Regions from separate parts of the Mus musculus genome. Here all the other regions are linked to region 4. Evidence: chromatin loops called from intact Hi-C (ENCODE). Cell type or tissue: heart. All regions are shown on one strand.

Region 1 (8,000 bases), 280 kb before region 4:
CCGTTCCTAAAGATGTAAGCTCTCTATGGAGGTTGTCAGCCTCACTGCTGAGATAAGCCAGGGATCCATTCAGACCTCAGAGGGATGGAGGGCCACAGAGCAGTCTTGAGGAATTATTTTTTTTTCCTTTTTAATATTTTATTTTATTTTTTTATTTTTTTTCCATTTTTATTAGGTATTTAGCTCATTTACATTTCCAATGCTATACCAAAAGTCCCCCATACCCACCCACCCCCACTCCCCTACCCACCCACTCCCCCTTTTTGGCCCTGGCGTTACCCTGTACTGGGGCATATAAAGTTTGAGTGTCCAATGGGCCTCTCTTTCCAGTGATGGCTGACTAGGCCATCTTTTGATACATATGCAGCTAGAGTCAAGAGCTCCGGGATACTGGTTAGTTCATTATGTTGTTCCGCCTATAGGGTTGCAGATCCCTTTAGCTCCTTGGGTACTTTCTCTAGCTCCTCCATTGGGAGCCCTGTGATCCATCCATTAGCTGACTGTGAGCATCCACTTCTGTGTTTGCTAGGCCCCGGCATAGTCTCACAAGAGACAGCTACATCTGGGTCCTTTCCATAAAATCTTGCTAGTGTATGCAATGGTGTCAGCGTTTGGATGCTGATTATGGGGTGGATCCCTGGATATGGCAGTCTCTACATGGACCATCCTTTCATCTCAGCTCCAAACTTTGTCTCTGTAACTCCTTCCCAGGGTGTTTTGTTCCCACTTCTAAGGAGGGGCATAGTGTCCACACTTCAGTCTTCATTTTTCTTGAGTTTCATGTGTTTAGGAAATTGTATCTTATATCTTGGGTATCCTAGGTTTTGGGCTAATATACACTTATCAGTGAGTACATATTGTGTGAGTTCCTTTGTGAATGTGTTACCTCACTCAGGATGATGCCCTCCAGGTCCATCCATTTGGCTAGAAATTTCATAAATTCATTCTTTTTAATAGCTGAGTAGTACTCCATTGTGTAGATGTACCACATTTTCTGTATCCATTCCTCTGTTGAGGGGCATCTGGGTTCTTTCCAGCTTCTGGCTATTATAAATAAGGCTGCTATGAACATAGTGGAGCATGTGTCCTTCTTACCCGTTGGGGCATCTTCTGGATATATGCCCAGGAGAGGTATCTATTTGATTCTGTTTCCAGGAACCCTAATGGGGAGGGGCTGCCTCACTGGCCAGAATATGATGAGCAGGAAGGGTATCTACAGATTGGAGCCACTACCCAGCAAGCCCAGAGACTGAAAGCAGAGGAAGTGGCTTTCTGGACTGAGCTCCTGGCTAAGAATCCACCTGAGACAGACCCTACTGAACACACAGAACACAAATGAATGGGAGGCTCTGCCAGTCTCAGGACCAGCGGAGCGAAAATGGAGCTATTCCACAAAGGATGACTATTCACCAAAGATGGATCTTACAGAGGAAACTGCACAATAGTACAGTATCACAATTTGAAAATAAATTTCCTTTTAGAAATCAAATCTGGGATTGTGTCTTGAGCTGAAAATGAATCCATCCTCATGGGTGTTGGGGTGGGAGGATGAAGAGAGCTACTGACATAGAAAGACACCTTTTCAGGTGAAGATCTGGGTAATGGTTACTGGAATGTGAGGGGAGATAGCTGATTGGAGGAAAGGTAGGATAGGATTATTACCTTATGATTCATCTCCACATAGACAACATTGTCACACTGCCATGCTAATCTCCACTCTGGGCAAGTGTGTGAGCCTAAATCTTCTGAGAATTACAAACCCAAAGAGGACTTTGAACTCATCACAGACTTCTCCACTGATGTTATCCAGGTGTTCATGAGTAAGAATGACAGCATATAGGAAAGCTGGACAAAGCCTGTCTGCTACATCCACTCCAGTAGTGTCACTCATGACAGGCCAAAAGCCTGGACACAGTCCCAAGGCAAAAAGTTCACGGAAACTTAGTCTCCTGGAACTGTGGCATCCAATAGCACATATGCTCCAATTTTGTCCTTGCAAATGGATCTCTGTGCTTTCTTTCAGTATTGTTTTATTATAGGTGCCTTCAAGCAATGACTTGCCACATACCTAAGCAAACTTGAACTTTGCTTCCTGGCCTTCATCAATGCCCTATGAAGTCCTTGAGGTATTCCAATCCTGGGCTTGGAATTCAGTAAGAATGTTGCCTATTCAGTGACATTCAGAATTGCCTCTAATATTGTAAGGGAGATAGTGAAAGAAATCAGGCATTACTATCTACTACATAGAGTTAGAAATTTCAGGGCAAGCTTAGCAAAGTAAGTTTAGAATTCTTATTATAGTTATGTATGGCAAACTACATTACTTATTAGTAGAAAGTCCCCCCCCACACACACACTATCACTTAGAATAAAAGCCAAGTTGCTCCCATATACAGGAATTTACAATGGTTTAGGAAGTAGATTGGGCTGTGGTTTTAGAGTATTGCATTATTCTTGAGAAGGTTAGCTAGAGCAGAACTCCCTAATTAGAACCATGACTTAGGCATGAAAGCCCTTGGCCCGGAGTGTAAAGATCTCACCCTGGCTTCTAAGAATATAGCTAACCTTAAACAGAGCTGACTTTGTCTCAGATGTTTTATTGCCCAGTTCCTGCCAGTCTTTGTGTTTGCATTTCTCTGTTTTGTGTAAGAGTTATTAAGCATCAGGTAACCTCATTGTACCTTGCTGATGTGTCACCTAACTTCCCTATTTTCTTCTGTATTAAAACTCTGGTGCTCAATTTGACAAATTACGTTCAAATACAGCACACTCCCTTGTGTCTGTATTTGTTTGTCGTTTCTCAACAACTCCTGCCCACCTGTCCGGAACCCTGATTTCTCCAGCAGATTGAGGGGGGCTGACTGAGACCAGTCCATGGCACCTGTCTCTGAAGGTCCAAATACACAATAATGCACAAACTTATTTATGTGAAAAAACAAAACCCCACTACCTCTGCAAAAATAGTATGGGAGCCTCTCTTCCCAGAGCTCTTTTGAAGACCCACTGAGGCCAGGCAAGCAGAGCTTTAATGTTTCCCTAAGTCGAGTGCAAGACCCAGTCCTGGGTGAAGGCACTAGGGATCTTTTGGTACCTGAGAGAGGCAGGATTACTGAGAGGATCCCAATTCCAAGACTGGGGACACGAGGTCTCACTAAGGTTAGGACTAGATCAGAGCTACAAAGACAGATCCCAGAACCTGCCATTTCATCAGCAGATGCAAGGTAACATCTAACTGAAGTCTACTTGTAGTGGAAAGTAAAAGTATGGAAAGAGACCCTCTGGGAGGGTCAGGTGAACAGAGTGGAAGGACCTGGAAAAAAAGGACAAAGATGGAAGAGAATAAGTTACAGTAATGAGCAATTTTTCAGCTTCCTGTAATTTATACAACTCTGCTTCAAAATGCAATGTATAATATGGAAAGATTTGAATATTGCATACCAAGCACAACTCCTAAACGTTTTTTTTTTTTTTTGCAGTGCCAGGCATTAAATTTTTTTAAAAAGAGGTTTCATAGTAATTGATTGCTGGAGATAAATGATTCTCGCTTTCAAAGAAAGCTAACTTGGAAAATGGCAGAAGAAATAAATGAACGTTTGGGAAAGTAGTGAATGGAATTCACCTTGTTAATAACTTTGCTAAATAAAATAGCCTTAAACATATTAGTTAACAATGGTCTCGAGACTGGATTTTAAAGCCCAAACCCAATTATGTGCTGAGTAACACAGTGCCTGACTCCACTTTGCGACCTCTATCTCCATATCTGGAAAAGCTGATTAGAAAGCCTGGGCACTTCCTGTCCTGGTGCCAGTGTAAGATCCAAGCCTCACAAGCTCACCCTGGCTTTAGTCCCAACAACAAAAGTCCTAAGCCACTGGCCTTTCCTTTCTGATTGAAAGTTTTGTCCTGTCCACCACACTGTGGCTAAGACTGCCACGCTGCATGTAAGAAGACTGTGCAATTTCTTTAAGGGAGGGGAGGTGTGGTTAGTATACATTCCCAGTAGAGACACACACAGTGGAAAAGAGAGAGAGATAATCCAAAGGCAGGAGACAAGTATACCAAACAGATACTGAAAGAACATGTGGTGGCTATGTGAATATCATGTTAACAGATACTGCAAGAAACAGCATTACAGGGTAAAAATAGGGTCCATTCTCCAATAAAACATGAAAGTCTTCAGTGTGGGTACACATAACCATAATCATACAGGCTTTGCATGACATGTTTGTTACCTCCCCCATAAACACACACACAGACACATCCCAAGATAAAGTTGAGTGTTGTTGTGATTTTCAGAAGTTCTCAGGATTGACATGGAAGGGAGAGAGAAGAGAGGCCAGAGGTCAACCACTGGCAGTGTGGAGCAACGGAAGAATAAGGCAGTCCATGGGACAAATGGGAGGTGGTATAGCATGGTCAGAGATCCCTAGAACAGAAGAGGGTGAGTTATGTATGTACATGAATGGCACCTGGACATCTATTTACTTTGACAATCTGATCCAAACTTCTTGTAGAAGATCACTGTATGAGCAGAGTAGTGTACATACAGCCTAATTTTCTAAAAAGTTCTCCAAATCATTTTGTTAATGTCCTTGACACTGAATATGCACTTTAACTAACAACTTTTAACATGATACCTTCATCTTTCAATGTTGATTAGGGCATCCCCACATTTTCACAAAATAGGGTGTTTCCAAGGCCAGGCTCTTTCAACCACTCCTAAATCCTGCAAGCATATGTCCCTAACAGGCTTCCTCAGCTTATCAAGCAGCAACTTGTTCTATTTTCCACCACAGTAGAATTTTATTTTATTTTTTTCTGAGAAAGCTTGCCCTACCAACAACCAGCATTGATCCTTTTCTCTTGTTCCATGACAGCAACCAGAGCCAACACCAGTCTTATTGACCTGAGTATTTCCCAGTGTCCAGCAGAGGGCAGCATAGGAATAAAAGAACATGGTTTCCTTCACAGCACCAAAGAGGCTGCTGGTATATGGCTGAGATGGTATAGATCCAGACAAGACTAGAAGCCTTAACACAAAGACACATTAGAAGCAAAACCTCAGTGTGGTGGTACATGTTTGTCATCTCAGCACCTAGGATGCAGAGATGGGAGAATCAGAAGTTCAAGGCCAGCCATGCCTGAAACCCTGACTCAAAACAAATATTAGAAACCAGTATCATCAAATGGGTTGGCTGTTTTCTCCAGAATATGTAGAATATGTGCTTCACAAGCATCTGAGACTGAAGATCCACAAGTTTCTAATTTCAAATCTTTGCATTTTATTTTACTATGGAGAAAACTACATTTTGGCAAATGTCTGATAAATGATGAATACTGTGGAGAGATCAAATGGACTTAGCATAGAAACGTTTGTTCCCAAAGTGTGGAGGAGACACTGAAGGAACAGCCATCCAGAGACTGCCCCACCTGGGAATCCATCCCATATACAGACACCAATTCCAGACACTATTGAGGATGCCAAAAAGTGCTTGCTGACAAGAACCTGATATACCAGCTCCTTAGAAGCTCTGCTAGAGCCTGACAAATACAGAGGTGGATGCTAGCAGTCAAACATTGGACTTAGCACGGGGTTCCCAATGGAAGAGTTAGAGGAAGGACTAAAGGAGCTGAAGGAGTTTGCCACTCCATAGGAAGAACAACAATATCAACCAACCAGACTCCCCAGAGTTCCCAGGGACCAAACCACCAACCTAAGAGTACACATGGTGGGACCCATGGCTCCAGTCACATATGTAGCAAAAGATGGCATTGTCTGGCATCAGTAGGAGGAGAGCTTTGTTAATCTACAACAAGTTGCTTGGTTATGAGTGTACATTATAATTGTATACTGGTTGAAAGATTTTGCTGGGATAGTTAAGGGATGGAAGAAAAAAATAAAGTAAGGAGTGGTGTGGTATGGCCAGAAAATCATAGGAGAGGCCCCTGGTTCTGTGAAACTCCGTTCCCCGGTGTAAGGGAATGCCAGGGCAGTGGGGTAGGAGTGGGAAGGGGGGAGGGGGTGCACCCTCACAGAATCAGGGGCAGGGGGGATGGGATAGGGTGGTTCTTGAGGGGAAACCAGGAAGGAGGATAACAGTTGAAATAAAATACATAAAACATCCAATAAATTTAAATTTAAAAAAAGATGAGACATATGGAGGTATAAAAGGATGAAGGGAACAGCTTACCTTTCTGGGGCCAGGAGCACTGTTGCCACTAAAATTCCTAGACAAGGCTATGCTAGGATACTCTTACCTAACTGTTTGGAAAGATAAGCACTTATCTGTATATCAGATCCATGCCATTGCCCCCAGTATCCCAGTGTGGAACCTCACTGAGCACTAAGACTAAGGAGGGATGGTTGAGATGGACCAGGCCAAGCGAGGGTGGAGAAAGAGTTAAAGGTGTTTTGAGGAAAAAGCAAACCCTTGGGGAGGAGCTGTGCAGTGTGAGCGGCTTCTGAGGTCCCTGATGCCAGTTGCTGGATAGATCTGGTGAGGAACACAAAGGCAAGAAGCCAAAGCTGAAAGAAGCCGCTCCAGAAGGAGATGGAATGATATTCCTCTGACTGACTCAGAGTTTTATATGGAGCCCTTAACTTTTCCTTTTCCCTTCTTCCCCAAGTGTGGAAAAAAAAAAACCAAAACAAAACAATACAAAACAAACAAACAAAAAAACTAATGAGGAAACCTAGGGCTTTCCTCCTCTTACTCAAGATTCAGAAAGCTCCCAGCCATATAAAAGTGCACTGGAAATTGTCCTTTTCTTCCCTTGACCCTCATTAGGACCGCCTTCATCACGACCATGAAGTTTAGCTGTGCTGAGTTTTCAAGAAATGTCAACTTTCCATGTTAACTTTGTTAACGATTCCTTGTCATCTAAAGGTGTGTTGTTCAATATTCACGAGTTTATGTCTCTTCTCTAGATTCTTTTGCTGTTGATTTCTAGGTTCGTTTCATTGTCAGATATAAAACAAAAAAAATGCGTCAGTTTTTTTTTTTTCTCATTTGTTAAGGTCTGCTCTGGGTATCGTATTATCTATTATAGAGGAAGTCTCATGAGCTGCTGAGAAGATTCTGGGCTCTGGAGTATTTGGATGGGATGCCCTGCAGAAGTCTCTTAGGTCCATTTGACTTATATTAATGTCATTTACCTCAGATGGTTCTCTGGTTTTAGGTCAAGGTACTCTATATAGTGGTGACAGTGGAGTGCTAATGTCACCCACTATAATTCCCTTGGGTTCAATCTATTTAAAACAAATACTTTTTTTTTCATTTAGAAACTTGTAGTGCTGATATTTTGGTGTATAAATGTTCAGAATTGTCACATCTTCATGATGAATTTTTCCCTTAATCAATATAAAGTAACCTTCTCTGTGACTCCTGACAAATACCAATTTGATGTCTTTCAGATGGGGAACAAAGAGAATTTCTTCCTTTCTGCTTCTACCTTCTTGAAAAGCCTTCTCCATCATTTGATCCTAGGCTCTCTTTGTCTTCCATGGTAACACTCACTCCTTGGAGGCAACAAACAGGTGGATCCCGATTTCTTTTCTATCTGATCTCCTAGTCTGCATCTTTTGTCTAGAGACTCTCGAGCATTATTATTCATGTCCATTTGTTGTTTTTGTAATGTTGGGTATCACTCCTCTTTGTTTGGTTCACTACTATACTGGTATAATTTATTCTTTCCTGTGGTTTCTTGGAAGTATTCATTTTCCTCTCCAGTGTGTAGGGATTCATTAGGTCTTTGTCAGTGTCTGCACGTTCTAATTCAGTTTCTTGTTATCCATTCCTGATAGTCTATCTCCTACTTGACCCATTGTATTAAAAAGATTATATTTGACTTGGGCTAGTTTCACATTTAACATTTTAGTTTCTTTTTTTTTTCATTATTTCTTATGAAATTTTTTTCATATGCACACTGAATTCCTTATTACATCCAAATGTTTGGGTGCTTTGTTAAAAATTAAATTATTTAGTTTTTATAATTCAATA
Region 2 (8,000 bases), 64 kb before region 4:
CCGTCTGTGGTGCAGTTTCTAAACGCTGTCCTGGCCATTCTTCCATGCGAGCAACTATTTTTCTTTCTGCCAATCCTTTCTACAAGCAAGCCTCTTCCTTTTGGGCACTGTAATCTTTACTGCCTTTGAAACACCCGGCCTTGGGCAGCACAGGGAATAAGAAAAGTGGCCTTAGAACACATGCCTGGAGCCACCCCGATGCTCTGCAGTGACAGGCCAGCACCCATGGAAGACACTGACTGCTCTTTCTACCTGAGGCATGCTTTTATTGGTTTGAGGCAGCACCTGGGAAATATCTGTCGATTATTTCACTGCCTGTGTCCATCAGCATACCATTTTACATCTGAAGAGAGTTGCTGAATGAGAACCATGGGGGTTGGAGGGTTAAATGATATTTACCATTAATTCTCATTATCAGTTGAAACCTCCAGGACATACTTACTCAGCCATTAAGTTCCGGATTCTACTGGCGAAAAGGACAGGATCGTTCTTCTCTTCCTCACTGGGTGCTTGCACAGGCATAAACTGAAAGACAAACGTCTTCCCATAGCAATCCTTGGGCCCAAGACAGTGAACGCTAAATACATTAAATGATCAGTCAACACACCTCAGTTGTGGTCCTTCCTGGAGCTCATGTTAGATGTCATGGAAGGGACACCGGGCTTGGACCTGGGATATGGAAGCCTGACAGGGTTGACTCTGCTAAACCGCCTCCCCAACTCTCAAAAGATGGCCATGGTCACTACCAGCTTCAATGTGCTACTTAAGGGAACTGAAGCCTACAGTTCGGGAATTTACAACACAGCACTGCCTAACATAGCCTCCTTAGAGCTAGACTCTCTTCATCTCCATTTTATGTGAAGATGGCCTCTCCCCACCCCACCTTTTCTTTAAAAAAAATGTTTTATAGTATTTTCTATTCTATCCATTTCAATGTCAACTACACTTTAGTTACTTGATTGAAAATTATGTTTTGTTATATTTTTTTCTACCTAAAAAAATTAAATTTCAGAACTAGCTTTCTAGTTTTTTGTCTGTCACCTTTTTCTTTCTTCTTTTCTGTTCTTTCTTTCTTTTTGTTTTATTGGTTTTTCATTTTGAACTTGACTTTACTCTCTACCTGACTTTGACACCTAATTTTTACTGTCCTTTCAGTTCGTGTGTGTGTGTGTGTGTGTGTGTGTGTGTATGCACAAGTCATGTGGGTGTATGTGCTCATATGTGCACATGTATGTGGAGACCAGAGGTCAAATTTGGGATGTCTTCCTCTACTGTTTTCCACTTCATTTGTTTTTGAGACACAGTCTCTTCCTGAACCCAGAGCTCACTGGCCGTCTAGACTCTCTGGCTGAAGAGCCACAGGGGTCTGCCTATCCCTGCTCCCTCTTCCCAATGCTAGAGTTAGGAGGTGTTCATGCCAGGAAGCAGGCAGTTCATCCACTCTCCTCCATCCCTTTAATGTATGGTTTTCCAATACCAAGAAGGCTTTAATTCCATATTCAATATAGTCTGTCAGCACATACAGTATTCTGGACAAGATTATTAGGACCTTCTTCTCCAAAGAAGAGCCACGTCTTAATAAGATAGATCAACACATCATTTTAACCCCTCACATAAAGTACAGTTGTACATGGGTTTAATATCTTAGCCTGCCAGCCCAATGTTACTGAAGCCACATGGCCCTGGCTCATCCTAAGGCTGGCCAGACTTTACTTTTCTCCTACCAAATCATTTTTTCCTGGATCATGAGAGCAAGGAGTAGGAAATTATTAATTTTGAGTGGGGCTGGGAGCAAGAAAATGTAGCCAATGTAGTGGGTGGCGGACAGGGAGAAGATTCACCCTAAAGCGCTAATGCTCCAGAGAACGTTCTATAGATAATCCAATCTTCGATTGTGGGAAAGCGCCATCCACTTTGCCTCTACTTGTTTACTGAAATATGTTTCTGAGCCAGGGACCATGCAATATGTCTCATGGGCGCCATTTCATTAATTCTCTTATGTATATCATAGAGGACGATAATATGTAAAGATGAAACAGCTCAAGGCATCATGACTCGAGTTCATTCAACAAATAGTGATCGAGAATGGACCTCCCATGTGTCAGTCCGTGCACCAGGCCCTGAAGTCCCTCCCCCACAGGAAGCTCTGCATGAAGTATGGCAGATATTGGACATATGGATGAGCCGAATCAGCCAACAAGAGCCACTACACTGTGCTGGGTACCTTATGGTAGGGGTGTTTCAGATGGCTCTGTCAGTTCTGAGGCAAATGAAATCTCCTAAAGTGAAATGCTCTCTTACTTACAATAAAAATATGGCTTAAAAGACTAAACAACGTAGCCAAGGTCACACATAGATGGCAGGCTAGAACTCAAAAGAAAGAAAGAAAAAGATTTGTCTAAACAAATACCATTATTTTTTTTAGATGGACCTATATTCAAATATGGTAAAGCATGCTATGAATTTTAGGCTGTTGGTGACTCAGATAAAGTTTGAACAAAGCAGTGGACCAAGACAAGGCCTAAGGTTCTTTAGTTTGCTTTATGTTATGGACTGGTGTTTTGCCTGCATATATGTCTATTCACAACATGCATGCGTGGGCCACTGAAGCCAGAAGAGGTGATGGGAACTGAACACAGGTTTGATGGAGAAGCAGCCAGTGCCTTTAGCCACCCATCCATCTCTCCACTGCGAGGACTGAGTTTCTGAGCAGTAACTTGGGTACCAGAAAGGAAGACACTGGGAGGAGAGAAATAAGGGCCTGGAGGATGCTGTAATGGCCCCAGGGAAGACCTTGGGACACTGAATGGGAGGAATAAGGATGCAGAGCATGATGGGATACAAGAGGCATTTCAAAGATAAAAGTAAAGGGCTTGCAGAGCAATGTGTTATGGGCCATTTTATACTACATGCTTATCTTATTAACTTTACAAGGAAGCAACAGTGTGTTGGAGAATAGCTCTGTAGTGTGAGTCAGGGAGAGGCATTTAGCCTTTCCGGCTTCAGGTCCTTCTGCCAAATGAGCAACTTAGACTCCCATAAACTCCTAAGATTCTTTCTGATCAGAAGTCTCTACTGAACATCTAACTCTTACGGTGGAAAAACCAACCAAGCCACCAGAGGTCTCCACATCACTTAATCTAGAGCAGCAAACTGCAAATCAGTTACTGAAACTTCCTTCTGCCCTAACATAGTAAAATTTATTACACTTGCATAGTATGAAATTCAAAGAAGAAACAGGAGGTTTAAAAAAAAACAGTGTTTATTAAATTTCTAACAAAACAATATAAGGGAATAAGATTTTTAAACTGCCATATACTTTTTTTTTAAGTCAATGACATGTTGAACTCCAGAAAACGGGCAGGCAGCTGCGGGAACTCATCCCCTGCTCAGCTGAACCTGCCTCTGGCACGAAAGCTCCTGCTCCCCTCTCTGCCTAAATATTCTCTGGTTCGCACCACGCTGTACTGTGTCTTACAGCCTGTGCCTGTTGAAGACGTGCTGTCCTGTTTTGCAGCTTTGTGCTGTGTTTTTTATGGACCCCATGTCTTCTGAAGCCTTAAACCATACACAAGATTCAGAGAAAACTCCTCGATGTATTACCCACGTTTATCCAATAGCCAAGACCTCGCCTGCCACTGACACCGAACACCTGTAAAACTAGTTTAACGCTCATTGTTTCGTAACCACACCGAGCGCATCTTACCAACTGCTGACTAAGAAGGGGAAGATGGCTAACTGCTGGCACTATGACCATCTTCCTTTTCTTTTTTTTTTTTTAGAAAGCAAAGCCACTGTTAGGTCAACGCTAATAAGTGTGACAGATGTAGCTCTTATGATTCCTTTTGGAAAAGGGCAAAGACTGCTCTCAGCATCCGCTGGTGCTTCCTTCCCAGGGAAAGAACACTGCCAGATGAGGTAGGATGTAAAAGTGAATGCTTAATGAACGCTTACCACATAAGTAGCCTTATTAAATTTCACAACCCCATAAAAAGGTGTTATTATCCTCAGTCGCCGGTGAGAACACAGATGTAGAGAGGCTGAAGTAATTTTACCTTCACATAGAGGCAGGTAGTAGTAGGAAAAATATGATGCGTTTTATAACGCTCATATATCTACTAATACTCAGAAGTTTCAGAATTTTGTCAAGTTCCAGAACAAAGTTGCTTTGCCTGGACAAGTATACCTGTGGCTGGTGTATATTTATGTGAGGATGTAAAATTGGGGTTTTTCTAAAAGGCCTGTTTTAGATTCAAAATTATAAATAATTTTAAGGTCTTTGGATATTTAAGTAAATTATTCAAACATACGGATGCGTGCAGCAAAACACTGTGTTCAGCAATGGACCAAGTATATAAGGATGATCCCATGAGATTGCAATGGAGATGTTTAGACATGTTTTTAAATGTATATGTATTTATCGTTGTATCATAACTACCTACAGTATTTAAAATAGTAAGATGCTGAGCAGGTTTGCAGTCGAGAAGCAACAGGCTCTACCACATAACCTAGAAAGCCTATGCGTGGAGAAGCCTTTTTTTTTTTTGTCTAAATTTGTACAAGTACAGTCTATAATGTTTATAAAAATGCATTTCTGAGAATATATCGGCTGTTATATCTGACTGCATTTGAACTTCCCCTAAGCAATCGATTTTTTGAAGACATAAGAATGTTATATAATATACAATCATCATCGTCACTATTCACCCAAGTTCACTTTTAAAAGTGTAAACCTAATACCATATTTTTGAGTGGTAAGCCTTGGCTTAGGTTTATTCAAGGCTGAAGGTGTTTTAATAGCATGCTTATAACAATGACTTGGAATCAGAAATAAAGATTTCCATCACTTAAAAAAAGAGAGAGAGAAAGAGAGAGTTGCTCACCTCGATACCTGCAATTCCAGAGACAAATGACCAACAAGCTTGCTGTGGGACAGCTCAGCTCTGCCACTGAAGTTACATAGAAGCCTGAGTCTCAGCAGCAAGGCCCAGATTATTAGTCAGTGCTAGGGCGTGGCCACACATACTGCCTGAAAGGCTGCTGGGCTGCACTTCTGAGATATAGTCAAACAGTGGAGAACTAAAATATTCAAATATCATGTAGCTACTAGACCCAGGCATGGTGGTATACATCTTTAATCTTAGCTACTCAGAGGCAGGAGAGTTTCAAGTTTGAGGCCCATCTGGGCAGCTTAGCAATATTCTTTCTTAAAATAGGAAAAAGAAAAAAATGCTGGAGATATATGTCATTCCGTGGTATAACCTTTGTCTAGCTTGTGTGAAACCCTGCATGAAATTCCCAGTACCATAAAAGAAAAGAAAATGAGTAAAGCAGTCATGAGCTCCATGGGAGAAAGAACTGTAAATCCAAAATAAATAGAACAAAACGAAGAATACTAAACTAAAAGTCAATAAATTCCAGTTTTGCACCACAATCCAAATATATCAGCTCAATGCCCTACTGATTCAACTACGTTCAACAAGGCTGGTCATCACTTTGTGAAGTTGTGGGACAAAGAATACATTCATTCCTTTGCCAGAGGGGGAATGCAAATACTGTAACTTCTTTCTTGCTTTTTCCTGACACGGAAAGGAAATGTGGCAAGAGCAGTCAGAGGACAGGATGGGGAACTTATGGACCCTGATGTAATGCACTTTCATCACCGACATGGATGCAAGGCAGGAAAGTCCGGGGCTGTGTGCACCCCACACCTGCAGCTGCCTCTTAACTAGAGAATGATCAACTTAGGGGGAAGGGTAACTGATGGTGGGGTGTGTGTAGTATATATTGTGTGTGTGGTGTATATTGTGTGTGTGTGGTGTATGTGTGTGTGTCTGTGTGTGTGTGTGTGTGTGTGTGTGTGGTGTGTGTGTGTATATATGTGTGTGTGTGTGTGTGTGGGATATGTGTGTGTGTGTTGTGTGTGTGTGTGTGTGTGTGTCTGTGTGTGTGGTTTGTGTATGGTGTACGTATGTGGTGGTGTGTGATGTGAGTATGCATAGTGTGTGGTGTATGTATGGTATATGTGTGGGGGGGGTTGTGTATGGTGTATGTTTGTGGTGGTATGTGATGTGAGTATGCATAGTGTGTGGTGTATGTATGGTGTGTGTGTGTGTGTGTGTGTGTGTGTGTGTGTGTGTGTGTTATAGCTTTCCAAGTCTGCAGAGGTGATAACAAGGTTGTTTTAAGTATAGGTTGGTTGGTTTCTTTTTTAGAAAAAGAAACTAGAGCTAGACCACATAAACAGTTACTAAAGAAGAGAGAGCAGTGCTCAGGGCATTTAGGGACAATAGTGTGAACTTGCCCCAAGTGTCCTCTGTGCACAGAGTTTTGTGTTCTAACCTCAAAGGTTCTGAAAAGACCCCTAGTTCACTGTATTTGCCCTAATGTTTGCTGAATGTTGTGGGATATAGATTAGCTCTTTCCCTCCACAGAAGCAACTAGGATTATCCCAAGAGTAAGTGCTCTGCTCCATTTTATGACTATGCTGACAGATGCTTTAAAAGTGGTTAGGTACACAGTGACACTCATAAAAAGGTATCTTCAAAGTACTCGGATAGCACACACATCTCCAAAGAGTTCACTAAAGCTTAAACTCACTCTGAAATCTAATCCATTCCTGTGTATCACTTGGGATTGGTACATACCTATGAATAGTTAAACAATTAAGTTATCCAGCAAGGGAAAATAGTATTTTAAATGTCACAGTCCTGCCACTTAGAGCACAAGCCTCCACTCAGAATTCTGTAGTATATAAAAGTGTAACATTTTCTTTCTTCTTTTTAGGAATAATGTTATTTATTTTTACTTTATGTGTTTGAGTGTTTCTGCCTGCATGTATACTGGTACTACCATTGCAGTGCTTGCAGAGGTCAGAAGAGGGCAGTGAATAACCTGAAACTGTGAGTTGCCATGTGGGTGCTGGGAATCACACCCCGATCCTCTGGAAGAGCAGCCAGTGCTCTGAACCTCTGTGCTATCTCTCCAGCCCCTACTTCCACTGCCTGACCCACAGGTACAACTGGCACATATCCAGGCTAGAGTCTCAGATGCCAGACTTGAGGGCCTCACTTGCTATCTAGAACCAACTCTTAGGGTCTTCATATTTGGGTCCAAAGTTTGAAAAGGTTCTAGTCATCTACCCATTCTTCATCTGCTCCTGAAACTCAAAGTCTGTCCTGTGAATGAGGACAGGAGCCACACAAAACTCCCTAGAGGTTCACAGATGCAAAAGCAGGCTGTGCGAGCATCTGAAGCTGGTTTCTCTTGTCTACATCCCAAGTATTACCTCTCAGCTTTCATACAACTCGTCTTCGAGGAAGCTGGCTCGGCCAGCTAGCACTGCTCTTTCGGTTGGGTGTGGGACATTAAACTAGGCATGGGCCAGCATTAAAATGGACAAGGGTGGGAGAGGGGAGGCACATTTTACCTGCCTGAGTGATTAGCATGTTGGGGGGTCTCAGAAGTTACATGTGCTTGCTGGCTGGATTCCAGGAGCTAAATCTCTTACAAACCGAATCTGTAAGACTGGGCGGGTAATTTGAAAGGTGCTGGACTGCAGCCTCTAAGCTAGGATTCAGGGTCAGAGCAGAGGCTACATCATCTTAAGCCCGGAGGCTGCATCTGAACGGCTTACCTCAATCTCCACCTTCGTGAAGAGTTGACAGAAAGTGAGCACACACAGCTGGAGGCTGAAAAAGAGGAGAGAAGCCTATTCTCTCTTGCACAGCAATACAAGTACAGCGTATTCTTCACACATGGGAACTCCCACGTCACGCTACATATATATTTTGGATTTAGATATGTTACTTTCAAGCCATGAATCCTCTCTGGGTTAGACAACTACACTTGTGATTGAAAAACGAAATCACCAAATGCAGTCACTATGTTGTATTAGTGAGTGTGAGCTACAGCTCAAATAGATCAAACCTCAAATGTACACTTGCCCTGATAGCACACTCACAGGCCTAAGTCTCTATAGAAAGTACCCAAAGTCTACT
Region 3 (8,000 bases), 180 kb before region 4:
GCACTGGAGATCTCACAATGTCGTGCCAGGGATGTTTTATATTTTAGTCATGTTTCCTCTTCTTTCACCCTACAGTCCTTTGTGTATACATTATGGGCTCCAGGTCAGTGTGTTTACCTAAGTTCATGGATGAGTGAGGCTCTGGGCCTGTATCTGCTTCTTGTGCTTGCTCTTGGTCTCTCTTCCTTATGTTTGATTGTTTTGTTCATTCCCAGTGTTCGTTCTTGTTCTATATTATTATGCTATATTTTATTATTATCCCATAGAGACAGGCAGAGGGTAGATCCAGATGAGAGAACATGAGGGAACAGGGAGGGGAAACTGTAATCTGGATATATTGTGTGAGGAAAAAATTAAAGAAGACAAAAACCTATATTGACCTCACAACTTCACTCAAGCAGAGCCAACCATGAGCTCCAAGGGCCTAAGTGTGCCCACAAAAAAATCTACACTAAATTGTGCATCCAATTCAATCCAGCAGAGATTCTGATGTCTTTGAAAGCCAGGCCTAGGAATGACAAACCAAAACAAAATTAGACAGCAGACATGTTGTCCCATGACGTTCACTTTGTATTTAAACAAAAATGTGTGGGAGCCAAGGGCATAGCTCAGCAGGGGACGGGGGGGGGAGCGGAACGTGTGCTCAGCACACTTGAGGGCCTGGGTTTGAGGGCCTGGGTTTGATTCCAAGTACCAGAGAAGAACAGAGTACAAATCAGGAGGAAAGGAACAAAACAGGGAGGATGGTAGAGGAGGGGAGGGGAGGGGAGGGGAGAGGAGGGGAGGGGAGAGGAGAGGAGAGAAGATGGGAGGGGAGAGGAGCAGAAAGGAGAGGAGAGGGAAGAGGAGAAAAGGATAGGAGGGGAGGGGAGGGGAGGGGAGGGGAGGAGAGGAGAGGAGAGGGGAGGGGAGGGGAGGGGAGGGGAGGGGAGGGGAGGGGAGGGTTGAGGAGAGGAGAGGAGAGGAGGGGAGGGGAGAGGAGAGGAGAGGAGAGGAGAGGAGAGGAGAGGAGAGGAGAGGAGAGGAGAGGAGAGGAGAGGAGAAGGAAGGAGAAGAGAAGGAGGGGAGAGAAAGGGGAGGGCAGAGGAGGGGAGAGGGTAGGGGAGAGGAGAGGGGAAGGGTGAGGAGGGGAGTGGAGAGGACTGCCAACCCTTGAGTTATCATCACATTCTCAATCTCCTCTGTCTCCCATCTCTTTCTTGGCGTCTCAAAGCAGCCCTTTGGGTGAAAGGTGGGTTACTGTGATCAAAATCTGTTCTTTGCCAGTCAGTGACCCATCAGAGACAGGGGCACTTGCTTTGTGTAACTCACAGCTCTTACATTCGTGAAAAAAGCACTCAGAACTGTACAACCCAATACACGGCACAGGAAATATCCTTTATTAGACTGTACATTTATTTGTTTTTTTTTCCACAAAGAGAACTTTCAAAATAAATCCAAAGCAGACGCAGAGATCCGCACGATACTTGGACGGTCCGTGACACGGAGAAGATGTGAATGAAACAATCCTATTTACACAGACGTAGAGACAGTAGAGCAAGGACAGGTGCCCCTGACTTCACATTCACCAACCAGGGCCAGGGACCCTGCCTGTGGGCAGAGCTGTGGGTGCCCAGGCCAGCAAACACAGGGCAGAGCGATACCCTCTGCCTTCTCAATGCTACCCAAGCATCAAATCGACTGGGCTAGACTTGACTTCTTCTCAAACATCAAGGCTTTCTGGCATGAGATGAAAAGAAAACTCTGAAAAAGAGGATCTACTGGACATTACAGGAATATCAAAGCTCTGCAGGCAGAAACCTCTATTTCTAAGCCCAATAGATGGTCAGTTATGGGGTCACTTCTGGAAGCTTCTGAGCTGATCTGCTTTCTTCATTGTGACTTTAGCACAAGGATGTTATTATACTTTATTCTGGTTTATGTTTTCAATAGGATGTGTCCTTTGATGACATGATCAAATCTCTGTTTTATAGAGATGTGCCCCCCTCCCAAAATCTAAAGATATAAAGTTCCTCTCTCAAGATATAGCTAATTGGCTGCAGAGCCACTGCTAATCAACTCTAAATGCCGAGCTGCTTCCACTACACCAGACACTGACTCTGATCACTTCCTCACCATAGTTTTCAAAAGAAATAAACACATGAAGTGAGTGAGCTTAATGGGGTAGAAATGATTTCTTTGGTAAGAACGTGTCAATCTTACATTACCAAATCTAGAAAACCTAGACTGGATGACTGTGCAGCAGGGGACTGGCTTCCACCTGGGCAGGAATTAAGGCAGTTTTGGGACCTTTGTTGTGTAGGATATCTGCAGTGAGTTAGTATCCACTTTCTCTCCTGTCTCACTTGACTCTAGAATGGAGACTGGCAGGCAGAGACTAAGTAATGCTAAAGTCTTAAACAAAGGTCTCACATATCATAGAAAACAATTCTCTAAAAATCAGATTAATTATCAAAAGCGTCGAGTGTCACATTCGGTACTTGGGAGAATGCTGGCCCTGGATGAGCCATACTACTAAAATAAAAAAATCAGTCAGAACACAGAGGGCAAGCATTACTTATGATGACAGAGTAGCCCCCATCTGGCAAGCGTGGGTGGAAAGGTGGGTACAGGTGACCTCCTAGCACCTTCGTGAGACCCTCCAGGAGCTTTCTGGGTGTCTCCCCGCTCCCCCACTAGAGCACCTGGGCGTACAAACACAAAGCACTTTGTCCCAGTCTCAGGAGCCAACTTTGCCACAAAGCAGCACCATTGCTTTAGTCTGGGGCTCATTCGGCTAGCACCACATTTTCAACTTCAACCCCTGGGAGGGAGCAGTGTCTGCAGGTGAAGAGGCCACTCAGATGGCAACGAGAAAATGGTGGCCCTGTGCTGATCCAAGGCACCCAGGTTTTGTGAGCATGTGCTCTCAAGACAGTCAGGTGGACGCTTGCTTCTCAGGCCCCACTATTCAAAGGGTGACTTGTCATCAAAGGCGAGGACAATGCCTCTCAGGGAGCCAGTGTGGGGAGATGAGTAACATCCTTCTGCCCCCCTCCCAACACTTTGTTCTGCTAAGAAACACTCTTCCCCCTTAAGTGTGACTCTGTGCATTCTGTTTGGTGTCAGCCCACAGAAGGGTAAACAAGGAGTCCCCTGGTGCTCTGGACTGTGACGACAAGATGAGGATGGAGGCTCCACCCAGATCCCTAGGGAGATGAGATGTTGACCAAGCGAGATTTCTCATCTTCTCACCAGGGAAGTGGGGAGACAGGAAGCAGTCTTCCTTTCTATGGGGCAGCTTGGAGGCAGGGAGGGTAAGCATGGATTGTTTAAATAGTACAATATATATTTGGTTTTGGTTTTTTCGAGACAGGGTTTCTCTGTGTAGCCCTGGCTGTCCTTGAACTCACTCTGTAGACCAGGCTGGCCTTGAACTCAGAAATTCACCTGCCTCTGCCTCCCAAGTGCTGGGAGTAAAGGTGTGTGCCAATATTTTAAAGGTAACAACTAGAAAGGAATTACTACTCATGAGAAGTGTTGAGGTTGTTGCTAGCAGGGTCCTGGCTTGCACCTACCTTGAAATGGGGTGGAAGAGCTTTCTCTTCCCCAGTGCTCCAAGACATTTGCCAATGCGGGATGCCTTGAGCTGACATGGCCTTCTTACATGGAAAGACAAAATTTCCTCTAAGGAATAACTCAAGGACTCTGATTCGGGGGAAATTTTGGTGGTCCTCAGAGTAAACTATCTCCCCATCCCCAGCTGGCCTCACCTGGCCTATTTTTACAGCCTCCATGGGACATGGGAACATCCTAGTTTCTCCATGTGCCTCCTACATGACTCCAATCACACACACACACTCACACATGCACACGTGCACACCAACACACACATACACACATAGACATGCACACATACACAAGGACACACACAGACATACACACACATATAAACAAACATATATACACATACACAGACACACACAAATGTGCACTTATAGACATGCGCGCGCGCACACACACACACAACCTAGGAAGGGAATCCTACTATCACAATGGCAACCTATGATTCTAGATTTCAAGAAAGGGCGTAAGAGACTCAAACCAGAAACATAAAGCTCAAGGAGATGCCATCAATTTACCAAACCATTCTTTCCCTCAATGAACCAAACCTAACCACCAGAGGGCAGTAGTTGCAAGTTTGTGTCACATGTGAAACTTAGAAACTTCCTGAAGCCATCTGACTGTCCCCTCCAGTCAGAATACCATCCCTGGACTTGAGAGGCTGGGCTGGGCTGGGCTGTGGTAAGCCCCATCGTGCCCTCCAAGGTGCCAAGTCAAGTAAATAAGGAAACAGGCCATTTTCAGAGCCAATGGACTCTACTGCTCAGGACCCCTGTCTGCTGAGGTTCCCAGGGGAAGACCACAAAGAACCATGGCAGCCTATCAAGTTGTCCTACAACACCCACCTGGCCTCCCAGGACAGAAATCCCTGTGATGGGCATACATATCTGGCTTTAGAGGGACCCTGTCTCAATCCCTAGGAAGGTCTTGGGAACTACCCATATGTCTGACAGAACAAGACTGGCAGGTGGCCTTGGCAGGCACAATTTGTCTAGCGGTTACCACCTTTCTAAAGGATCTGACTTTGGGGAACTCCCTCACTGGTGATGCAGCTACATTCTTCCCCTAAAATCATGGTTTGGGGGCTCTCCAAACATCAGAAGTTAGAGTAATATTCTAGAACATACCAAAACCAGCCTTTGATTAACTAGATAGCTAGGTAAGAGTTTCTGCCTAACGCCCTGCCCCCAGACTCAGAGTATCTACCAGCTGCATTTTCAGTGCAAATAAAGCCCCACTCCCAAACAGAGGCTCAGATGCTGGAGCGGTGACAGGATAAATGGAAAGAGAGGGGTAACCTGCACACCTTGGCCCCCACACAGACCCTGTCAGGCTTTGCTTGGGCTTTTGATATCTAACCAGAAGCCAATCTCCTCTCAGCCTGGGTGAATGGAAGATTTTGTTTATGATCTGAAGTACAAGCAAATCCGGGAGGGGTTTCTGCCCGGGCTGTGGACCTCAGCTGAGGTGTGCTCCAAATGCAGTAAACCTGCCCTCAAGCCAGAGTTCCAGAATTCACGTCCCACTTCCTCCTTCCAGCCTCTTCCTTGAGGCTCACCAGTTCTCCACTCTCGCTTGCCTCCAGGCCAGATGAACAGAAGGTGAACAAAACCAGCGTCACGGAATCATTAGTAAATGAGAAAACGGGAGCGACGGGGAAGGTGTCTTCCAGGAGAGGAATCCCAAGGCGGTATCCGAATGGGGGCAAAGAGGGTGCCCTGGACCCGGACGTTGGCACATGGGTTCCTCCTCCTCCTCCACATTGCCAGGTTCAGATAGCCAGCCAGTGCCGCAACTGCAAAAGGACAGCAAGGCCACTACAGTGAGGACAGAGTCAGTGGGCACTTAGAGGAAGGGGTCAGCTGGTTGGGGCCACACAAAGCAAAGAGCAGACAAAACAAATAGCCACCTTGTTGACCCAGACCCCAGAACACCTTCCCTAATTGGTGCTAAGGCTGGATGCAAAGAAACCACCCCAAAAGGAGGAGGTCAACAAGTATCCTCGTCACTGCTTGGGCCAGCAACATGCTATTAATGCCTTCAAGGTATAACATACTCAGCTTAGCGTGGTGACACTAACATGACAACTCAGAGGCAGAAGAAAAGTCCAGCACTTGGCATCTCAGGATGCCAAGAAAAACAGGACAGCAACAGCAGGAGGCTGGCTGGACTCACAGCAGTCTCATCTCCTGCCCCCTTCACCTTCGGCCCTAAAATGAAGGTGACTGCCATCCAGACTTTCCTGTGACCTCTCTTGGGGGCGCCCAGCAGGGAACAGCCAACCAGAACCCACCATATCCTGTCCCACACAACCCAAGTTCAGCTCTGCATCTACCTGGAACTGTCTCACGTCTCTCTGGGCCACCAGGTGGTGCTCATTCTCCGGGGTGATTCCGTAGGCCACTCTCTGTGAGAAGGGAGAAGGGAGGGAGCCTCAGGAGACCAGGGAAAGCAGCCCAGGGGTGAGGTCTTTGCCTTACAAAGTAGGGATATTTGAAAAGGCCACCAACAATAGTTTGTGCAGCCAAATAAGTGTCATAATATACTAAGTCAGAATAAGAGGTACCTCTGCTGTGTGTGGGTATGATATGCCTATGCCTATGTCTATGTCTATGTCTATGTCTATGTCTATGTCTATGTCTATGTCTATGTCTATGTCTATGTCTATGTCTATGTCTATGTCTATGTCTGCCTATGCCTATGCCTATGCCTATGCCTATGCCTATGCCTATGCCTATGCCTATGCCTATGCCTATGCCTATGCCTATGCCTATGCCTATGTCTATGTCTATGTCTATGTCTATGTCTATGTCTATGTCTATGTCTATGTCTATGTCTATGTCTATGTCTATGTCTATGTCTATGTCTATGTCTATGATTTCAGAAACCCCTGGTTTAAGCTGATCATATTGTGATGATTAGAAAAATGGTTGCAGGGCTCATACAAAGAGAAATGGGATATCTGAAGGCATCTCACACATTGAAAGGGGGCAGGCATGGCGGAGCTTTGCCTTCTCATGTGAACAGCAGAAACAGCCATGGAAATGGCAGGAAGCATGCAGGAAGCACTTCCTGTGGGCCAGGTTCTTTACTTAGTACTCAAGTCTTCTTCTCTTCCAAGCTACACAGTATTATTCTCAGGCTACAGATGTAGACACTGAGGCTCGGGGTGGGTCTTCTCAGCAAATGAGGCAGGTGCGCTAAATCAAAGTATCCTCTATCTCTGTCTTACCTCGACAGGACAGCCATGTTCACCCTCATGCCACAACAGCCACCCAGAGCTCACCTCCCACAGGGAGCCGCGTATGCTGAGGAACTTGTAGATGACATAGGCAGGGACCAGGATCATGGATGAGAGGGCGATGCCCCACCCGACCCAGTTGGCCCAGGGAGGATAGGTGTAGTCATCATAGGTAAGCGGCTTGAAGTTGATGATGCTGACCACCACCACAAACTGCAGGAAGGGAGGGGCAGAGAGGGAAGAAGGATGCAGGGAGCAAGTGAGGCTGGAGCCACACAACAGCAGCTGGGGGACCTGCCCGGACTCCCACTAAGATGGAACACCCTCCACACCCATTAAGGCCTGCATGACCAGGGCTTCCAGACCCCAGCACCTCCTTCCTTAGGAAATAAGTATGCACACCCTGCCCCCAACCTGGACTCAGCCACCCTACCAACAGGCACCCCAGCCACACCCTACCCACCAGGAGGAAGGCGGGGCTCACGAACTTCCAACACAGCCTCCAGTACAGGCCTGGCTTAAACCCCATCATCTGCTGGATGTCATTGCTGAACCTGTCCACACCTGTGAGCACATGGGGCAAGCGTGTCACAGGGAGCCCAGAGATGCAGGACTGGGGCCTCCCCCTGAAGCCATTCCATGAGAAGCTGTCAGAGTGCAGGGCAGGTGGCAGGAGACTGCCACCTTGGAATGCAGGAAGCCTGGCAGGCACTTTGATGATGGCAAACAAGGGAGCTGACAGAGTCACCTTGCATGTGACATTGTGATTATCTTATAAGACAGAAGCCAGAGCTCAGAGAAGGGAGGGCCAGACTGAGTAGCCAGGTGCCTGGATTCCAGCCTGGCTCTTTCTTCTAGCCTAGGCTTTCTTCGTAAACAGTTTGTCTGTCCATATGTTCATGCACATGGACACCCTCAATCAGAATCTAAGAGAGACCGTTAGACACTCTCACTGCGATCTCTTTCAGAAAGAGTAAGAATAAGATTAACCAAGGGGAAATGAGCAGTTAGAACACATTTGACAGTTTAGTAAGTAAAATCCAGGATACCTATTTAAATTTTAAGTTCAGACACATAATAGAAAAAAAATCAGTATCAGTAGATTCTATGCAATATTTGGGGCCTATAGATCTAAAACCATGTGTTCATTTTTCAC
Region 4 (8,000 bases):
CAACTTGGAAACGAATGCTAGGTACCAGCCTGTTAGTTTACCTGAGTTCAAACTTAGGTTGGGTTCTCTAAAATGGAGTCTGAACTTACAAGATTTGGCCTCACACTTCCAGCTCCACAGAGGCTGCTTGGCATAGACTTGGATGGAAAGTGAATCCATACCCCTTGGCAAAGCAGAACTCAGAGCTGAGCTTTAAGAATCCCCTGAAACCAGCCATTCGCTGGACTGAGTCTGGGATGCACCTGCCTTTCCGTTGTACATGAGCTTGGATCCGTACAGGGCAGTAAAAGACCAGGGCCTGCCTGAAGCAGAGATGACACAAAGATGATGGGGTCATGAACCAAGCGGAAAGGGGAACCCCCTCCCACTTCCTCTTCCCTGCCCCCACTAGGCCGTCTAGCCTCCCAGCCCTGAAAAAAGCTAGGCTACATTTGAAGGTTTACTGAGCAAGCCATTAAGTCCCCTTAACTGGCTTTGGTTTATCTTTGCCAGAAGCCTATTTATTTATATGAGTGAGGCTACCCCTCTGAGAAATGTTGGGAAGCCATGACCCTTGAGCACCCCTTGCCCACCCCCGTTTTGTCACTGTGTCTTGGTCTCTCCTGTTCATCTGAGAGGCACGCCCCCAGTCACCCACCCTCATCCCTTCCCCGGGGCCCAGAACTCACAACCCTCAAGAGGCCTTGGCAAAGGCTTCCCTGGCGCCAGGGATGGGAATGGTTCTAGGCTGCCACACACTGGTGATGCAGGATGGCCTGCAGAGTTGGAGCCTGTGGCACTGAGTCCCCTCCCTTGCAGTCACATTCCCCCTAGGGTTAGGGTCAACCCTACAGCAAGGCCAGCTCCAACACTGTCTGAGGCTTTCAGTGTCACGCTCAGCGAGCATTCCATAGGCCTGCAAAGCCATTTGGGGGGAGGGGGGCATGTCAGTTCAAGTGCTATACCCTCAGTGAATCTGTCCCTGACTGACTGTCCCTGAAAGGATTCACGCTGGTGTTGACACCTTTGTGGTAGTGACATTCATCTGGAAACACTCTTTTCTTTAAGTCATTTACTTGTTTGTGTGTGTGCATGCCTCTGTGTGTTTGTGTGTGTGTGTGTGTGTGTGAGATGTATGTTTATGTGTTTATATGCACACAGAAATGCCAAAAGAGAATGTCTGATGTTCTGCTCCATTGCTCTCTGCTCTGACAAACAGTCTCTCAGAGAACCTAGAGTTAGGCTGGTGTCTTAGTTAGAGTTTCACTGCTGTGAACAGACACCATGACCATGGCAACTCTTATCAAGGACAACATTTAATTGTGGCTGGCTTACAGGTTCAGAGGTTCAGTCCATTATCATCAAGGTGGAAACATGGTGGCATCTAGGCAGGCATGGCACAGCAGGAGCTGAGAGTTCTACACCTTCATCTGAAGGCTGCTAGCAGAATACTGGCTTCCAGGCAGCTAGGATGAAAGTCTTAAAGCCCCTGCACACAGTGACACACCTCCAACAAGGCCACACCTTCTAAAAGTGCCACTCCCTGGGCCAAGCTTATTCAAAGCATGACATTCCACTAGCTGGGTGGAGCATATGCAAATTATCACAGTGGTAAACAGAAAGTCTCAGCTCTTTGCTCCTGCCTCCTCCCTCTACCAGCACTGGGGTTCCATATGCATTTAAGACTGCCTGGCTTTGTGAAAAACAGAGTCCTGAGACCCCTGCTCATGTAGCAAGTCCTTTCACCTTCTTACCTGCTGACTCATCTCTCCAGCTCTCCGAACACTTATTTCATTTCTTTGTATTGAACCCAGCATGAGAATGTCAGTGATGTCACCAGCTTCACACACTGTAGCTGCTCAATAAATACTTGTTGTTTCAACAACAACTTGAATAAGTGAATCATTCTCCAAACATGAGCAGATGGATGGAAAGGCAGGCCCAAGTACCAGAGACTGCAGACTTCCTTTAAGCCACTTGGGGAGGCAGGGGACAGGCAAGACCCTGTATGGTCTACACTGGACCGGCTAGCTAGACCAGTTAGGTAGACCAGCTAGCTAGCCCAGGTATGTGGAAGTCCTAGCTGACCTGAAAGGATAGAAGAGCAGTTCGTGTCCTTACCATCTCCACCTTTCTGCCTTCCCCTCTTGAACTTTGAGTTCTGCACCATTGCTTGCCCCACGCTCTTGTCTCCTCCTCTTCCCACTTCCCCATCTCCCAGCTGTGCACCAGATCCTAGGATCTTGCACATGCTAGGAGAGAGCTGTTGTAGAGCTACATTCCCAACCCATTTATACTTTATTCAGTTTATTTTTATTCTCTGTCACCCACGCTGGCCTCAGTTCCTGAGTACTGAGATTACAGGCACCATGCCTGGACACTGAATTTGTGAGTATATATTGGTGGTGGGGGAGGGGATATCCCTTAAAGGAGGAAGGGGCAGAAGAGTTCAGTAACTTTGAAACCCTGGATCCAGCTTTACCTGAAAGCAACATAGCCTTAGATTTCCCAGTTCAATGAGATCTTTCAATACTTAGTGCAACTTAGGTAGCATTTTTATTATTTGTACCCAAGAGTGCCCTAAGAAACAGGCCTCGGTAATCAAGGCTAGTGAGCTACCATCACGGTGCCAGACAGAGTACCTGGCACTTCTCCCTCCATTAAGAACCCAAAACTTTATGCTTTGGCACCACGGGGTAGAAGAGATATGAGGTCCTCACAAGGGGGCCAGGAGTTCATGGACAGAGGGACCCTGTCCCTGCTGCTCTCTGGAAGCTCGGGTTTATGGACCAGTGAGCTCTTCATTCTTGGACTGCCTCAGACTGGCTGGGATCCCCCAACAGGGAGGACTCCACTGATCCATGCCCCTTGGATGGGAAACCCTAATGCTCAGCTTTCAGGACCCCTCAGAGAGATTTCCCAAGGCAGCAAAGTATAACAAGTAGGCTTGTCTACCATGTTCTCTGATAAAAAGCCTCTTTGTAGGGTTCCAGGGAAAACACTTCAGGGCTAACAATTCCTGAGGTTGGGTTACAGGAGGGATGGGTCTTGCTGAGCCTTGAGCTGTTCTTGTTCAGTTTCCTCTCCTCAGAGCATCTCCAGCTCCATCCTCCATCCCAGAGTGGGTCCATCCTGTGATGGTCCTGGCATCTGCAGCACCACGGGTCCCCCACCACGGCTCCTGAATCATAAGAATGCTTTTCCTTGAAGGCGTTGGCATTCTTGGGTAGTGCCTTTCTAAGCTGGAGCGGGGACAGAGAAGGAGCCCTGGAGAGAAGCCCAGCGCAGACACAGTTGCTGGGCCATCTTTTGTGTGCTAAAGGCTGCTCACTCACCACTGTCAGTCAAGATGATGCCTACAGGTGGCAGTATTACCTCTCTGTCTAATAGGCTGAACACCCAAAGACAGACTGGCGGGCAGGTGCTGGTACCCCTGGCTTAGAGCTGAGAAAACTGAGATGATCCACTCAAGGCCATGGATGTAGGATCCACACTAGGACGTCCTTGTGGTTTTCTGTTTTTAGAGTTCTTGTATACTTCCTGAACTATCATATCCCACACCTCGCCATGGTGATGTGAGGGAACTAAACTGAGGCACTGAGGAGGCCTTGCGAGGGCAAGACTACACACAAAGAACACCCGCCATTCCCAGGAGCTTGCTTTGAGCCGCAGAACACCCAGTGGGACCTTCGCTGATGATAAGAAGAAGAGAGCCCAGAGAAGTTAAGTGGTTTGACCAAGGACACACAGTAAGTCTACACAGTGCTGGAACCTGGGGCTGTTGAATATTTCCTTGCAGCTGTAGCTGGTACTCCAGTCACAGCTTTTGCTCCCCACCCTACTGTCTTTAGTCCACTTCCAGCATCCCCTCCTCTCCTCAATGATTTTCACTTCCTGACTCCCCTTGGTCCAGAAGTCAATCCAAGATTATTATACTTTCAAAGCCAGTTCAAAACACACCTCCAGGAAGTCCTCCCTGATTCAGAGCCAGTCATCAGCAACCATCTTCACGTACAGATGGTGGCTTGTTAACTCTGTGGCAACCTCACTTCTTTTATTGGTCCTGTAATAGTGAAATGGACACTCAGGGCTGTGATAACATGGGTAGTGCTTATTATTCACTTAACACTGCCAGGTAAGCCTGCAGCAGAGGCTTACAAACCAACCACTCTCTTTATAATAAGGTGTTCTCTGCAGATTTCCCTCCCACAGCTGTTCTCTCTCTCTCTCTCTCTCTCTGAGCGTGTGTGTGTGTGTGTGTGTGTGTGTGTGTGTGTGTGTGTGTGTGTGACTGTGCATACATTAGTTTAAGAGATGAAAGTCTTCTAGTGCCTACTGAGTATAGCCTTGTGTCTAGGTGGAAAGTGTCTTAGCCACTGCCATTTGGGGCTCTAGTAAGAATGAAATCGGATGCCCCTCACTGTTCCTGGCACAAGGCCTCTGAGGGAGGAAGCACCAGGCTGGGAAGGCCATCATCCTTCAGAGCTCTGGTTGGTTCTCTCAGGCCAGCTGTTTCAGAGTGGACAGGCCTCGCCATCTGGCGGCTGCTATTGGAAGAGCAGCCTCAGGGTGTCCACTTCCTGGGTTGGTACATTCGTTGGGTTTCAGCTCCACCTAGTGAATTCTATGGACAATCACATCCAGTCCTGTCCCCTTTAAGCCTCACAGTCCCATTGGCTTCAGCCTCAAGTAGATAAAAAACAAACAAACAAACAAACACCAAAGTGATAGGAAGAGACAGAGACCTGGGATAGGGGAGGTGCCCAGGAACAATTCAGGTGACCTTAGCTGTGACTCACAGCCTTGGGGATATGGAACCCGAAGAGGCCACCTGATATAGCCATGCAGGAACCCCAGTGGAGCAATAGAGACAGCAACCCACCCAGAAACCTTTTGACCCAAAATTTATCCTGTCTATAAGAAATGCAGGCATGGGGGAGGGGGGCAGAGACTAAAGGAATGGCCAACCAATAACCTGCCCAACTTGAGACCCATCCCACAGGCAAGCACCAATCCCTAACACTGTTAATGATACATTCTTATGCTTGGAGACAAGAGTCAGTCCAGCATGGCTGTCAGCATGGCTGTCCTCCATCCGAGAGGCTCCACCCAGCAGCTGACTCAGACAGATGCAGACAGCCACAGCCAAACAGTGGATGGAGCTTGGGAGTTCTTATGGAAGAACAGGAGGAAAAAATGTGGGCCCAAAGGGAATAGGAACCCCACAAGAAGACCAACAGTCAACTAACCTGGACCCTTGGGGTTTCAGAGTCTGAACTACCAACCAAAGAACATACACAGGCTGGACCTAGGCCTCCCTGCACACATGTAGCAGATGTGCAGCTTGGTCTTCATGTAGGTTCCAAAAAACTAGAGTGGGGTCTATCCCAAGCTGTTATCTGTACCTGGGATATGTTCTTTTAGGTAGGCTGCCTTGTCTGGCCTCAGTGGGAGAGGATTGCCTAGCTTCACAGAGATTTGATGTTCAAGGGTGGGGGGATAACCAGGGAGACTCACCAGCTTAAAGGAGAAAGGGGAGATGGGGTGTGACAGGTGCAGTGAGTGGGATGTAAAGCGAATAAGCAAAAAACAAAACAACAAAAACAAAACAAAACACCCAAAAACCTAATAATAAATAAAAATCCAAGTGATATCTAGTATCCAAATTCAGAATTTGAGGATGCATTAACCATATAGCTTGGATTTTAGATTCAGTGCTCACATGCTCTTAGCTCTGGGAAGTTTGTTCAAGAAGCCTGGCTATAAGGAGACGTCTGTGGGTGTGTTTGCCCGCATGGCCCCCCTGGCCAGTCACAGGGTTAATAGGTTCCCTTTCCTATTTACCAGAGTGTCTTTACTGCCTGTTAGCACTTCTGGTCACCCTTAGAGCACAGGACGAATGGCCGGGGCTAAGATGTCCTGGGTGGCACATACCTGTAACCCCAGCACTTGAACATTGAGGTAGGAGGATAGCAAGTTCTAGTCCAGGCTGGGCTACAGTAGCTCAATAACCTATGTCCAACACCTGAAGGCATGGGGCTGAAGTTCAATGACAGAGTGCTTGGCAGACACTCTCAAGGCCTGGAGTGTAAGACTATGCAAGAGAACCAATGATGAGGAGCCCACCTCATCACTGGGACAGGACTTACTGGCTCTCAGTCTAACTTACCGGCTCTTATTTATCTATCTCTCTGCCTCTTACCATAGCTTTTATATTTATCCCAGCTAAAGTGAAGAAGGGTTGCGGACTAACCTGCTAATCACAGGCAGAGATAATGAGAAAAGCTCATGTTTGTTACTTTGTTAGCTGATCCTATTCAGAGCACTTTAGTTGGCTGGTTTATGGGGTTCTGGAAACACCCCTGGGGATGTATTCTTATGAACAGTATTCCTCTATGTATGAGGAAACCAAGACCCAGAGATGAAGTTCATTCAAGGTTGCACAGTGGGTGAGTCCTGAGGATGGTGAGTGAGCACTGAGGATGGTGAGGGAGCACTGAGGGGAGGGAGGGAGCACTGAGGATGGTGAGGGAGCACAGAGGGGAGGGAGGGAGCACTGAAGATGGTGAAGAAGCACTGATGGAGGCTATCTCTGCTCACTTCCCAGGCTTGGATCCCAGGCCTGGGGTCTACATGATGCAGATACAGATGAACCTCCTCTTCTCCTAAGAAGGAGAAACAGACCATCTTTGTAGCCGTGCACTAGGCGGCCTGGGGCCTAGGCTGAGGTGCAGGAGTCGAAGTTTAGCAGACCCCCATAGAGAGACTTTGCTCTTGGAAAATGTCAATCTCTGCCTCAATAGCCTGAGGGCTACCCCAGTCCTTCCAGTGACAACGCCTGGCTCTGTTTTGCTTGTGTTTGTTTGTTTGTTTGTTTGTTTGTTTGTTTGTTTTCTGAGAATCCAGTAGAATCTCTTTTTCATGAGCAGAAGCCATCCTCCCCCAGCAGCTGCACGATCTCCTGCTCCCGGCTGCTACAGCCCCGGACCTCAGCTCTGGCACGGCATGCCTCACTTTAGTTAGAAATACTGGCACAGATGGCCTTGCCCGTTGCCCTGGCAGCCAAGCTCAGATGCCCAAACACCTTGCACCCTGCCTCCCAGCCACACCTCCCCCAGGGTCCCACCCTTCCCAGGTTGCTCCAGTCACAGGGTCCTCTGTCTTCCCCACTCTGTGGCTGCACTATCCCACTTGACAGAGGCAAGGACCCCCTCCTTTCTCTGTTGGAACCTCCTTCAAAGACTGCTAGAGGGTCTTTGTTGGAACTGGGGGCCAAGGGGAGAGGTCTGTAGCTTCCACATCTTCCATGCAGGCAATGCCCAGTGTTATTCTTGAGCACAAAATAGGTTGAGGCCCTGGTAGGCCTCCTTTCTGAGCCACTGGGCACTTTGATTCAGATTCCCAGGTTGTCACACCTGGCCCTGCTCTCCTACCTGCCCTGCCGCCCCTATACGGGAAACAGAAAAGGCTGGTCTTACATCTGATCTGCTCAGAAGGCGCTGCACTACATTTGGCACCTGTGGCATGGTCGATGTGTGTTCACACTACAAGAACGTTCATGACCATGTACAAGAAGTAGCCCTATTGGCTGGACCTGACAGGTACAGAGAGGCTCAGCATGCACCAGAATACAGACAGACTTTCAGGACACTCAAGTAAGTGTGCCAGTCCTTCCATTCTAAAAGGAATCTGGGAGGGCTTCTTAGAGGAGGCACCACTGAAGTGGAGGTCTGAAGGCCAAGAGTATGTGAAGTATGGGAGCCAGGGTCAGAAAAGTCTTCCAGGCCCACACATGCATATATAAAACAGTTAGCCTTGAACACAGAACCCCTGGATGGTGGGTGGGATAGGACATGAGGACAACAGAGGCCCAGCTATGTGATCCAGCTGTAGACCCTGCCCTTCTCTGAGCATCCTTGCTCCCTAGCCACAAATGTTGGTGAGAAAGAGAGAAAGAGAGAGAGAGAAAGAGAGAGAGAGAGAAAGACACAGAGAGAGAGAGAGAGACTGGAGGCTGAGGA

What was found. A loop is a pair of places that touch in the nucleus more often than their neighbours do. Peaks named below come from ENCODE experiments on the same cell type or tissue, not always from the same donor. Only the 100,000 strongest peaks of a DNase experiment are listed, where the experiment ranks them.
Region 1: it touches region 4 in a loop (8-fold over the local background); 2 of 42 quality-filtered maps call a loop at or near these places.
Region 2: it touches region 4 in a loop (8-fold over the local background); 16 of 42 quality-filtered maps call a loop at or near these places.
Region 3: a loop joins it to region 4, with 9 times the contacts of the local background. A loop is called at or near these places in 33 of 42 quality-filtered maps.

The regions. Positions count from the first base shown.
Region 1 is chr8:93,092,504-93,100,503 of GRCm38, reverse strand. It overlaps Ces1c (carboxylesterase 1C), which reads left to right. Exons shown (of 13, transcript NM_007954.4): 13 at 1,156-1,489. The coding sequence ends at 1,339. Among named protein-coding and RNA genes, the nearest start is that of Ces1b, 17 kb to the right of the region's middle. In heart, a CTCF peak has its summit at 4,915 (motif pointing right); no DNase peak of the experiment used is centred here.
Region 2 is chr8:92,879,091-92,887,090 of GRCm38, reverse strand. It overlaps Lpcat2 (lysophosphatidylcholine acyltransferase 2), which reads right to left. Exons shown (of 14, transcript NM_173014.2): 8 at 7,637-7,691; 9 at 443-525. Among named protein-coding and RNA genes, the nearest start is that of Capns2, 18 kb to the left of the region's middle. In heart, a CTCF peak has its summit at 3,112 (motif pointing right); no DNase peak of the experiment used is centred here.
Region 3 is chr8:92,995,024-93,003,023 of GRCm38, reverse strand. It overlaps Slc6a2 (solute carrier family 6 (neurotransmitter transporter, noradrenalin), member 2), which reads right to left. Exons shown (of 14, transcript NM_009209.3): 11 at 7,308-7,408; 12 at 6,890-7,057; 13 at 5,939-6,010; 14 at 1,357-5,398. The coding sequence ends at 5,375. Among named protein-coding and RNA genes, the nearest start is that of Slc6a2, 38 kb to the right of the region's middle. In heart, CTCF peaks have their summits at 4,155 (motif pointing right) and 5,961 (motif pointing right); no DNase peak of the experiment used is centred here; H3K27me3 peaks cover 383 bases.
Region 4 is chr8:92,814,895-92,822,894 of GRCm38, reverse strand. No RefSeq gene overlaps it. Among named protein-coding and RNA genes, the nearest start is that of Mmp2, 8.4 kb to the left of the region's middle. In heart, no CTCF peak of the experiment used is centred here; a DNase peak (open chromatin) is centred at 4,514; H3K27ac peaks cover 408 bases; H3K27me3 peaks cover 318 bases.